2 separate regions of the Homo sapiens genome follow, and region 1 is linked to region 2. A link is a contact called in ENCODE Hi-C data. All regions are on one chromosome and are shown on one strand. Each heading gives the region's core, a stretch centred on a gene start or an enhancer-like site at or near the end of the contact. The rest is flanking DNA. Distances are from core to core; before and after follow the strand shown. Region 1 holds the start of KDM5A (lysine demethylase 5A). Region 2 holds the start of FKBP4 (FKBP prolyl isomerase 4).

Region 1 (4,803 bases), core at 2,304-4,803, 2.4 Mb after region 2:
AAAGTTTTATATTGAAATGAATAAAATATTTTAAACATCTTAGGTTTAATTTCTAATATAGTAAACATCAATATGTATTATGCATATAAACAAGAACTTTGGGGGTTCTCAATAATTTTTTTTTTTGTGAGACAGAGTCTTACTCTGTTGCCCAGGCTGGAGTACAGTGGCACCATCTTGGCTCACTGCAACCTCCGCCACCCAGGTTCAAGCGATTCTCCTGCCTCAGCCTCCTAAGTAGCTGGGATTACAGGTGCCCACCACTACGCCCGGCTAAGTTTTGTATTTTTTAGTAGAGATGCGGTTTCTCCATGTTGGCCAGGCTGGTCTCGAACTCCTAACCTCAAGTGATCTGCCCGCCTCGGCCTCCCAAAGTGCTGGGATTACAGGTATGAGCCACCGTGCCTGGCCTCAATAATTTTTAAGAGTAAAGGCGTCCTGACACCAAAACAGTTTGAGAATCACTGGTGGAAATTATTCTTGAATTAAAATGACATTTGTTTAAGAATTCAGTAATTTTGACTTTTCCCTCTCTGAAACTAACCCTAATTAATCTGATTTTGTGAGGTTTTATTGCATTTTTTAAAAATCCAGGGACCACGGTCTAGCCAAATGATTATCAGATCTAAGTATTCATTTTAGTCTATTTTAACACTCAGGATAATAAATTTCAGATAAATAATACTCTAATTTTTTTTTTTCTGAAAAGTTACTGTCAAGGATTGTTTAAGTAATGCAAATGATCCTTTTAAACTACAGTTATACTCCACTGTTCTGACCAGAAACCCAAATACTATTGACTCAGTTTAACATTGTGTGTGCAGAATGCCCTCATAGAAGCTGATGAAACACAATTTGGATTTTTACAACAGTGATTTTCAAAGGGGTAAGCATGAGAGGTGGGAGTGGGGTTCATGTGCCCCCCCTGAGGGAAGCATCAGAATGTGAGGTGGTTGTAACTACAGAAGTTTCTTCTGTTCGCACCAGAGATGTTAATATTTGCTGCCCTTCTATTCACTGTCTTCTCTTACAGACTTCCTGCTGTTGTAAGCAACCACTACAGATTTCTCAGAAGTACTGTGGCAAATAAAAATGATTGAGAATCATTATACATTTTCTATTCTACTAGAGAGACAGTTTAAAATAAAATAGGTAAGTATAATCTGAAGAAAATAACAGGAAATAAATAGGACCAATCAAAGCTTTTAAGGATTTGTGCTTATACTGAGGTTCTATCAGGTTCTCACGCTCTGTTAATTTGAAAGCAAAACCATTACATTTAATTGAATGTTTAATAAAATGAATTATCAGTGGCTTGTTTTATTCGGAATTCCATTATTTCTTTTTCCGAATAATATAGTTTTCCAGATTTAAGTGGTAAAAATCAAAGACTTTGTTGTAAATTTTTTTTTTTTTGGAGACAGAGTCTCACTCTTCTTGCCTAGGCTGGAGTACAGTGGCACGATCTCGGCTTACTACAACTTCCACCTCCTGGGTTCAAGCAATTCTCCTGCCTCAGCCTCCTGGATAGCTGGGATTACAGGCGCCTGCCACCACGCCTGGGCTAATTGTTGTACATTTTTAATAGAGACAGGATTTCACCATGTTGGCCAGGCTGGTCTCAAACTCCTGACCTCAGGTGATCTGCCCGCCTTGGCCTCAAAAAGTGCTGGGATTACAGGCGTGAGCCACTGCACCTGGACATAAATCATTATAATAATTGTATGGAATTATTATGAATCACAGCGTCCTGTGTCTACACCCCTTTGTAATGTGACATTGTCACTCTTCTCATAAAAAATTGGAATTTTCCCACTTCTTGAATCTGGGATGGTCTTATGACTTGCTTTGACCAACAGAATATGATGGAGTGATCTTGTACATTTTGGAGTCTAGGCTTTAGGTCTTTGCTTCCACTCTCATCTTCTTAGAATGCTAAGACCACCATGCAGTGGAAAAGCTCCATCTACCAGAAGATGAGAAGCCATGTGGAGAACTAAGACTTCCCAGCCAATAGCCAGCACCAACTGCCAGACACGTAAGTGAGGCCATCTTGAACCCTCCAACCCTAGATGTATTCACGGTTCTCCAGAGAAACAGAACCAATAAGATGTGTGTGTGTGTGTGTGTGTGTGTTTATAAAGATATTTATTTTAAGGACTTGACTCACTTGATTATAGAGCTTCCAAGTCCAAAATCTGCAGGGTGGGTTGGCAGGCTGGAGGCCAGGGAAAAGGTGATGCTACAGTTCAAGTCTGAGAGCCATCTACTGGCAAAATTCCTTCTTGCTCATGGAAGGTCAGTCTTTTGTTCTATTCAGGCCTTCAGTTGATTGGATAAGGCCTACTCACATTATGGAGGGCAATCTGCGTTATTCAAAGTCCCCTGATTTGTTACTCAGAGGTGAGAAAAATCATGGTGTACTAAAGTCACCACAAAAACTTCTGTAGATCATATGGAGAAGCAGGAGAGATGAAGCTGGAGAGCAAAGCAGCAAATCAGCAATTAAAAAAGATGTTTGGAGTTGTTGAGTTTGGAGATGAAAAGTGACAAGATGAATTCTGGATTTTAGACAAAGCAATCCAACGTGTGGATGGAGAGGGATTTGAGAGGAGAAATCAGCTGTTGTCAGTAAGAGTATTTAAATTAGGATACTGGTAACGGGGATGGAGAGACACACGATTATACATGGGAAGTGAGAGCAGAAAGAATTAGGATTATTTCTTGATTTTTTTTTTTTTTTTTTTTTTTTGCTCAGGCAACTGAATAGATGAAGTCATTAATGGAAACCAGGAACACTGAAGAAACAGTGAACAATTAAAGTACTTTGAGTTATCAAAGTGAGATGTCCTGCAGGTAGCTAGACGATACTGGCTGGTAATTCAGGAGAGCTGCTGCGTCCTGTGTAAAAGGAAAAGCAATTCATGGATGGTGGCTAAAGCCAGCTGGCAGGATTTAGGGGATGGGTTAGACCTGCACTTGTTTTGATGGAGAAGAGGCGGGTATAAAGTGGCAGAGTGAGATTACTGTAAAATATCTGCATTCAAAGGGCTAAAAAAAGAGAAATGCTGGAAAGGCTACTTGCTATAAACGCAGCAGGGTAGGTTAAAACAAATTACGAAGCACGGGCGGTGAGGCGCGGTGCTTAAGATTAAGCCCGGCGTGTTTTCGAGTGCACTGATACACAAAAGGGAAAGGGACCCTCCTCACCGGAAGCACAACCTCTGCCCTCTGGGGCATTACACATTCCTCCGCGCCGGAAGAAAGCGTCACGTCGCGTCGCGCCTCGCCCCGCCTCGTTGCGCCTCGCCCCGCCTCGCCCCGTCGGCTTCCCTCAATCCGTACCTCTAGTAAAGAAGAGCTTGTGCCCCTCCCCGACCCCTTACCAAGGGCGAGCTGCGTGGAGTCGTTGGACTGGGCAGAACTTTGGCGGGCAAGGAGACAAACAGCCACACTGTGCTGCCGGGGAAGAGAAGAAGAAGGAAAGGCCAGACACACAGGCGTCGTGCAGCTGCGGAAGGATTCCGTTTCCTGCAGGGGGCGGAGGGATTTGACAGCACGGTAACTTCCGGAAAAGTCCTGAACCTCAGTGGAAAAGCCTTGCAAGAAACAATAACAAACGGGAGGAGGAAGCGATTCTGGGGTTTCTGTGTTGAACGGTTCTTGTCCGCGAAGATGCGCTTCGGCCTCTGTCAGGGGACTTGAACGGGCTTAGTGGGCTTCAGCCAGCTTTTCTCCACCGGTTCCCCACGGGGACCCCCCCCCCCCCCCGGCCGTTGCAATGGCGGGCGTGGGGCCGGGGGGCTACGCGGCGGAGTTCGTGCCACCGCCAGAGTGCCCCGTCTTTGAGCCGAGTTGGGAGGAGTTCACAGATCCGCTCAGCTTTATCGGCCGCATCCGGCCTTTGGCGGAGAAAACCGGCATCTGCAAAATTCGGCCGCCCAAGGTACCTCAGTCTGTGAAGAGAGAGGGGGAGAAGGAAGAATGGGGGAGTCCGTACACTGGGTTTAGCTTTACTTTTCTGATCCTTGTCTCGTTTCATATGTACTCTCTTTTGAGACAACTGGAGCCTGTTTCTGGATGTTTTTGCCTCGGTTTCTTTTGTGGTCTTATGTAGACACGTCTGAAAGCGAGAAAGTGGTGTCTCTTGGGCCTCTTCCGCCTAGAACTTGGGAACTGATACTTTTCTCTCAGCCGTGGGCCTAAAGCCTTTCGTTAGCCGATATGGTGTTTAAAGTACAGTATTATGACGTGACGTATTCTTCCCTCACGTATCCTCATTATGGTTTGATAGTCGGCTATCTCTTTATTCAAGACCTGGTTGGATCAAATATTTGCAGGCCTCATCTCAGGGCTAGGGTTTCTGAAAAGGTTATCTGAGCTCTAGTCTCACCGGATGGTATTACTAGACAAGAACTCCAGACTAATTATTGCCGCAGTGAAAAAGTCTTAGCGGGGAAAGAGAAGGAGCAGCAATAATTCTAAAATTTAGAGGTTTAGGAAAAATTGGTTTATAGTGGAGGTGGAAGGAAATGTTGAAATCTCTTGACGTAGGGAACTCAAGATCAACGATTTTAGAATCACAGTTATTGCAGATAACTAGGTTTGCCTATAAGGTTAATTATAATCTCACCTTTGAGGTAAGGAAAACAGATACTATCCCTTGTGTGGAGGGGATTAATGCCCCAAGAGGTTGAGTGATTACTCAAGGTCAAAGGTGTTTTTCTTTACTCATTAGACCAGTGCTTTTTAAATGATGTTGCTGGACCACTTGCACCAGGGTCAACTGGATGCTTGTTTAAA
Region 2 (4,905 bases), core at 336-2,835:
GAGTATTCCTCTGGTAGTTAGTCCAGGGCTGGAGTATTTCCCAGAAACGTAAAGGCTTCTTTAGCGCCACCTGGTAGGTGTGTGGTTACCCTCCAAGGGAAAGCTTCCACGAAGAATAGACAGGGGCTTTGAGGAGTAGAAAGGTAAAAGGGAAGGAATGATGGATCAAAGGGGAAATGAGCTTTCCTGGAATAACAATCTCGTAGAAAACGGCAGGACGCTGGAGCGAGAAGGGGAAGTCACATGCCACAGGAGAGCCGCTGGAGCAGACGCTTGAGGTCCCCAATAATCTGGTGCAAAGACAGATGCACTTCTGGACCAGGTAAAGGCCCCCTGAGGTGGGTGCCGCACACGCGGAGCTCAGCGGTGGGAAGCCAGGATGAGGACGCAGCAGCGGATGGGGAGAAGGCATAAGACGCAGGCTGGGAATTCACCATCTCTGATTCTCCCTGGAACCTGCTCCGACCCAAGGCAGGTTGTCCTGGCCCAGGTCAAGATGCCCTCCCCGCAGCTCCCCAGGCTATTTGTAGTCGAGCGGTCACTCGGCGGCAGGCTCCACAGCAGAGCGCCTCCTCCCCGCCCCACACCCCGCAGCCCTGGCTCCGGGAGGCGGCGGAGGGGGGAGGGGACTACAGCTCCCGGCATGCCCCGCGCCCGGCCTCCCCGGGGCCGAGGGAGGGGGCGCCGCGCGGCGAGTGGGGACCTCGCTGGGTCCCGGCGTCGGCAGGGGACCCCGGGAGGGCGCCGGAACCCTGTCGCGCCTGCGTCGCACAAAGGCCGAAGGGCCAGGAAAGCACTGTGGGGAGTCGCTCCCCGTCCTGGCCCGTGTTCCACCGCCCGGGTGGGCGAGCCCTGGCACCGCCACCAACGAGGCGGCCCGCGGCTGGCAGCTCCGCTGGGGCCGCGAGGTCGGGGGCGGCGTGGCGTGGGAGGCCCGGCCTGGCCCCGGGCTGCGGCTCGGGTGCCCGCGGCGGTCGCCTCGCCCCGCCCCTCTCCGCCGCCCCGCGCGCGCCGGGGTGGGCACTGCAATCCCGACCCCCTGCCCGGGCCCGGGCGCTGCCGGCTGGGGAGCCTGGGGCCTCGGCCCGCGCACCTAGGCCGCCCCCCTGCCGAGCGCATGGCCGGCCTCGGTGCCTTAAACGACGCAGCCCGGTCCGGGACGGCGATGCCACCGGCCCCCGGCGGGACGGCCGCGAGGCTGCAAAGGCGGCCGCCTCGACCCGTGCCCGGCCGCGGGCTCCGGGCGCGGCGGAAGGGCGGCCCGCGGGGCCCCGGGTTCCGACGCCTCCGCAGGCCCCGCCGCCCCTCACCTTCAGCACGCCTTCGTCCTGTTTGGGGCTGATGTCCACTCCCTCCATGGGCAGCGGCGCCGACTGCGCCCCGCTCTCGGTCGCCTTCATCTCCTCGGCTGTCATCTCCGCGCGGCGCGCCGTTTATCCGGGAGCTGGTGCCGGCGCGAGCGCACTCTGGGCCGCGGGCGGGGGCGCTACCTGCGGGGCGTGCGGGAGGCCGGGCGCGGCGGCACTGACTGCGGACCGCGAGGAGGCTTGAGCACCTCTGCACGCGGCGCGAGAGCTGGGGTAGGTGGGTCAGGAGCGGCTCGGGGAGCGATTGGTCCCGCCCCGCCGCGAGGGAGGGGCTGGGAGGAGCGGGAGCGCAGACAGAGGGGGCGGGGTGCAGAACTTTCTAGAGACGGCGGGACTGAGCCGGTTCGGGCTCAGTGCTGCGGGCGCTTCGGAATTTTTTTTTCTTTTTTTTTTTTTGGTTCTTGCCTCCTTCTGGCTGCCTGCCCCCTCCCCCTTCTCCTGGGACCCTCGGACTCGGGATCTCCCCGGCGGCCTCCCTTGGCCCTTCCTCCCTCCCTCCCATCCCCGCCCGCTTCCCTGTCTAACCGGATTCTTCCAGATTCTTCTCGATCGATCTCCCGACATCACTCCACCAGTCCGCTGCGCCTGCGGCGGGGTGTGGGGAGCGCAGGCTGCGGGATGGCAGTGGCGGCGCCCCCTCCCCGGGACCGGCCGTCACCACGGGCGGCGTGGCCTCTCTGCTATGACCCGCGTAGACCCTTCCCTACTTGGGGGAAAGAGGGCAAGGGCGTGCGCGGGGAGCGGGGAGTGAGTGGACAGCGCTGCCCCGCTGCAGAGAGCCGGGGAAAGCGACCTCGATTTCCCCAGATCCGAGAAGCCCCGGCCAGGCAGCGATGCCTCGCTCAGCGCCTGCAGATGCTGCGAGCAGCGGGGTTGGCAAGGCATGGCCCGCCCAGCTCGGAACTCAGATGGGGCACACACTCAGGGGACCCTTCCCGGCGGTAATAAAACTGCCGTTTCCGCGAATGCTTACAAAGATGGGTTCCCCTCACGAAAAAAGTCACTCGGTTTTCCTAAAGGCCCACAGAAGGAGTATTTTCTTCTCAATGTTTGCTTCCCGAGTGTTTTTCGACAGGCTGTGGAGCGCGCAGGTGCCGGTGTCACCTAAGCTATGGTCGTGGGACCTAGAGAGCCATCTAGAGAGGGGCCTGGTTTTGCTCAGCACCTAACCCCAGTTTAGCATAGTGCCTGGTGAGTGATGTCCCAATAGTTACTGGCTGCATGAATTTTCCTTTTTTAAATTTCTTTTTCCAAGTCTTGGCTGATTTTTTTTTCTTTTTTTTTTTTTTTTGAGACAGGGTCTTGCTCTGTCGCCCAGGCTGCAGTGCGGTGGTGCGATCTTGGCTCTCTGTAGCCGGGACTACAGGCGTCCGCCACCACGCCGACTAATTTTTGTATTTTTAGTAGAGACGGGGTTTCGCCATGTTGCCCAGGCTGGTCTCGAACATCTGGTCTCAAATGATCCGCCCGCCTCGGCCTCCCAAAGTTCTCGGATTACAGGCGTGAGCCACTGCGCCCAGCCTGAATTTTTATTCCAATAATAACTGTATTTTTGGACTTCCCGTTATGTGCCCGGCACTGTGCGATTGGACGCCATTAGTCTCATCAAACTAAATTGAAAGCTTTTTAGAGATGAACTTTCAGCGTCATAATGTGATGATTTATTGTAGTCCCTGCCGACGGAACTTGAAAGGGATGCAGAAGAAAAAGCCCTTCGCTTCAGCAATTTACAGCCCAAATGAGTTGAGCCATAATGAAGACGTCTCTTTAGGTGGCTGGAGACAGCTTCAGAGGATACGGGGCGCTGCCTCTGTAGGGGTTAAATCCACTACTTTTATGCAGAAGTAACAGTGCCAGGGGTCACCCAAACTCCGGGAGACCAGGATGGTGGGTGCTGGCTTCCGGGGTGGCAGTTTACCGCAAACTGTCCTTGGCTTGCACCTACTGATTCTCCACGTGTGGCGGTTTCTTTTCTGCGTCTTTTTCTTCATCGGAAGCGGACAGTGTGGGACCCCCCCTTTAATTCTGTTCGGCACGTACATAGTGGAGCCCTTCAGATTGCCTGCCGTTACATTAACACATAGCCTAATACCCTAGTGGAATGAGCATGTGCTTTGGAGTAAGGGACGTTGGGCGGCCCATGTGTTATGTTAGCTGTTTAAATTGGGGCAGGTTAGTTAATCTTCATGTCTCGATTTCTTGTCTGTAAAATAGAGATAGTAACATTTGTAAAAGAGGGTGATTTAATGGTTAAAAAAGCGGGAATCTGTGTATGGTATCTAGCTCAGTCCTCGCCTCCAACTCCGCAGCTGGTAAATAACGGTCGTTTTAGTGTGATCTGATAGGCGCTGCAGTGGAGATGGGGACAAAGGGCTAAGAAAACAGAGGTCTGTGAGACAGGGAAGGGCAAGAGGGCAAGGTTCCCGGTGAGAAGCTCTGTCCCCACACAGTGAAGGAGGAAACTAGGGGACCACAGGCAGAAACTAGGAGAAACCACAGGAGGAAACTAGGGGTCTTGAATCCTGGAGCAGGAACTTACTGTTTCTCTTAGAATATTTCCTGGTCGTTTATGTGATATTTTTCTGATCATAAAAAGTACATATACTGTAGAAAGTGTGCACGTGTTTTAGTCTCTTTCCTCTATCTCCTCACCCTTTCCCCAGGCCATTTAAGTTAGTATTCTCATTAAAGATGTGTAACCGGTACCACTCGAAATTCTTCCAAAATGTCCCCTTTTTTTGCGGGAGGAAGTCAGCACACTTTTTCTCATCCACCTTATCTGTAGGTGACTCCTGCTGGGATCAGAAACTTTGTTTTCGTCACACTGAGCCTCTTAGAGCTGACCTGGCTCAGATCCCAAACTCTGGGCCCATCATTTACACATGAAGACCCCTTGTTTCTACAGTTCATATCTTGACCTTCCTAGGCTGCCAATGCACTTAACATCCAAATAATTGTATGATATTTGGATCGTTCAAAAGACTGAAATGCATATAGGTGTGTGTGTTCATGTATGCATACATGTTATGCAGTATACCAGTACAATGAAAGCTGGAAATCTGTCACCCAGCCTAAGTTAGAATGTTCCCAGTATAATTTGTCAAAAATGTAATGCCAAAAAAAAAAAAAGCCGTTAAAGACCTTTACATATTTTCTTGTTAACTTTGGTGTCTGTTGATTGAGAAAATAGAAACTCTACTGACCAAAAAATACATATTTCTTTCTTTCTTTTTTTTTTTTTTTTTTTTTTGAGACGGAGTCTCGCTCTGTTGCCCAGGCCGGACTGCAGTGGCGTGATCTCTGCTCACTGCAAGCTCCGCCTCCCGGGTTCATGCCATTCTCCTGCCTCAGCCTCCCAAGCAACTGGGACTACAGTTGCCCACCACCATGCTCGGCTAAATTTTTGTATTTTTAGTAGAGACGGGGTTTCACCGTGTTAGCCAAGATGGTCTCCATCTCCTGACCTCGTGATCCACCTGCCTCGGCCTCCCAAAGTGCTGGGATTACAGGCGTGAGCCACCGTGCCCGGCCTCTACAT

The links. A loop is a pair of places that touch in the nucleus more often than their neighbours do. Pooled maps may share reads with other maps.
Region 1: a pooled map shows a loop between it and region 2 (7-fold over the local background). The contact joins the promoter of KDM5A here to the promoter of FKBP4 in region 2. A Hi-C loop is called at or near these places in 6 of 50 pooled maps.

What each region holds. Positions count from the first base shown.
Region 1 is chr12:388,070-392,872 of GRCh38, reverse strand. KDM5A (lysine demethylase 5A) reads left to right here and starts at 3,553. Exons shown (of 28, transcript NM_001042603.3): 1 at 3,553-3,946. The coding sequence starts at 3,782. It overlaps LOC105369594 (a long non-coding RNA gene), which reads left to right. Exons shown (of 4, transcript XR_007063149.1): 3 at 1,034-1,152; 4 at 1,932-2,840. It also overlaps a transcript of CCDC77 not described here. RefSeq lists an enhancer at 3,096-3,390.
Region 2 is chr12:2,791,650-2,796,554 of GRCh38, reverse strand. It overlaps FKBP4 (FKBP prolyl isomerase 4), which reads right to left and starts at 1,585. Exons shown (of 10, transcript NM_002014.4): 1 at 1,311-1,585. The coding sequence starts at 1,415. The region is part of intron 2 of ITFG2-AS1 (ITFG2 antisense RNA 1); the gene reads left to right. RefSeq lists enhancers at 1-122, 1,616-2,160, 2,161-2,706 and silencers at 537-946, 1,297-1,356, 1,387-1,766.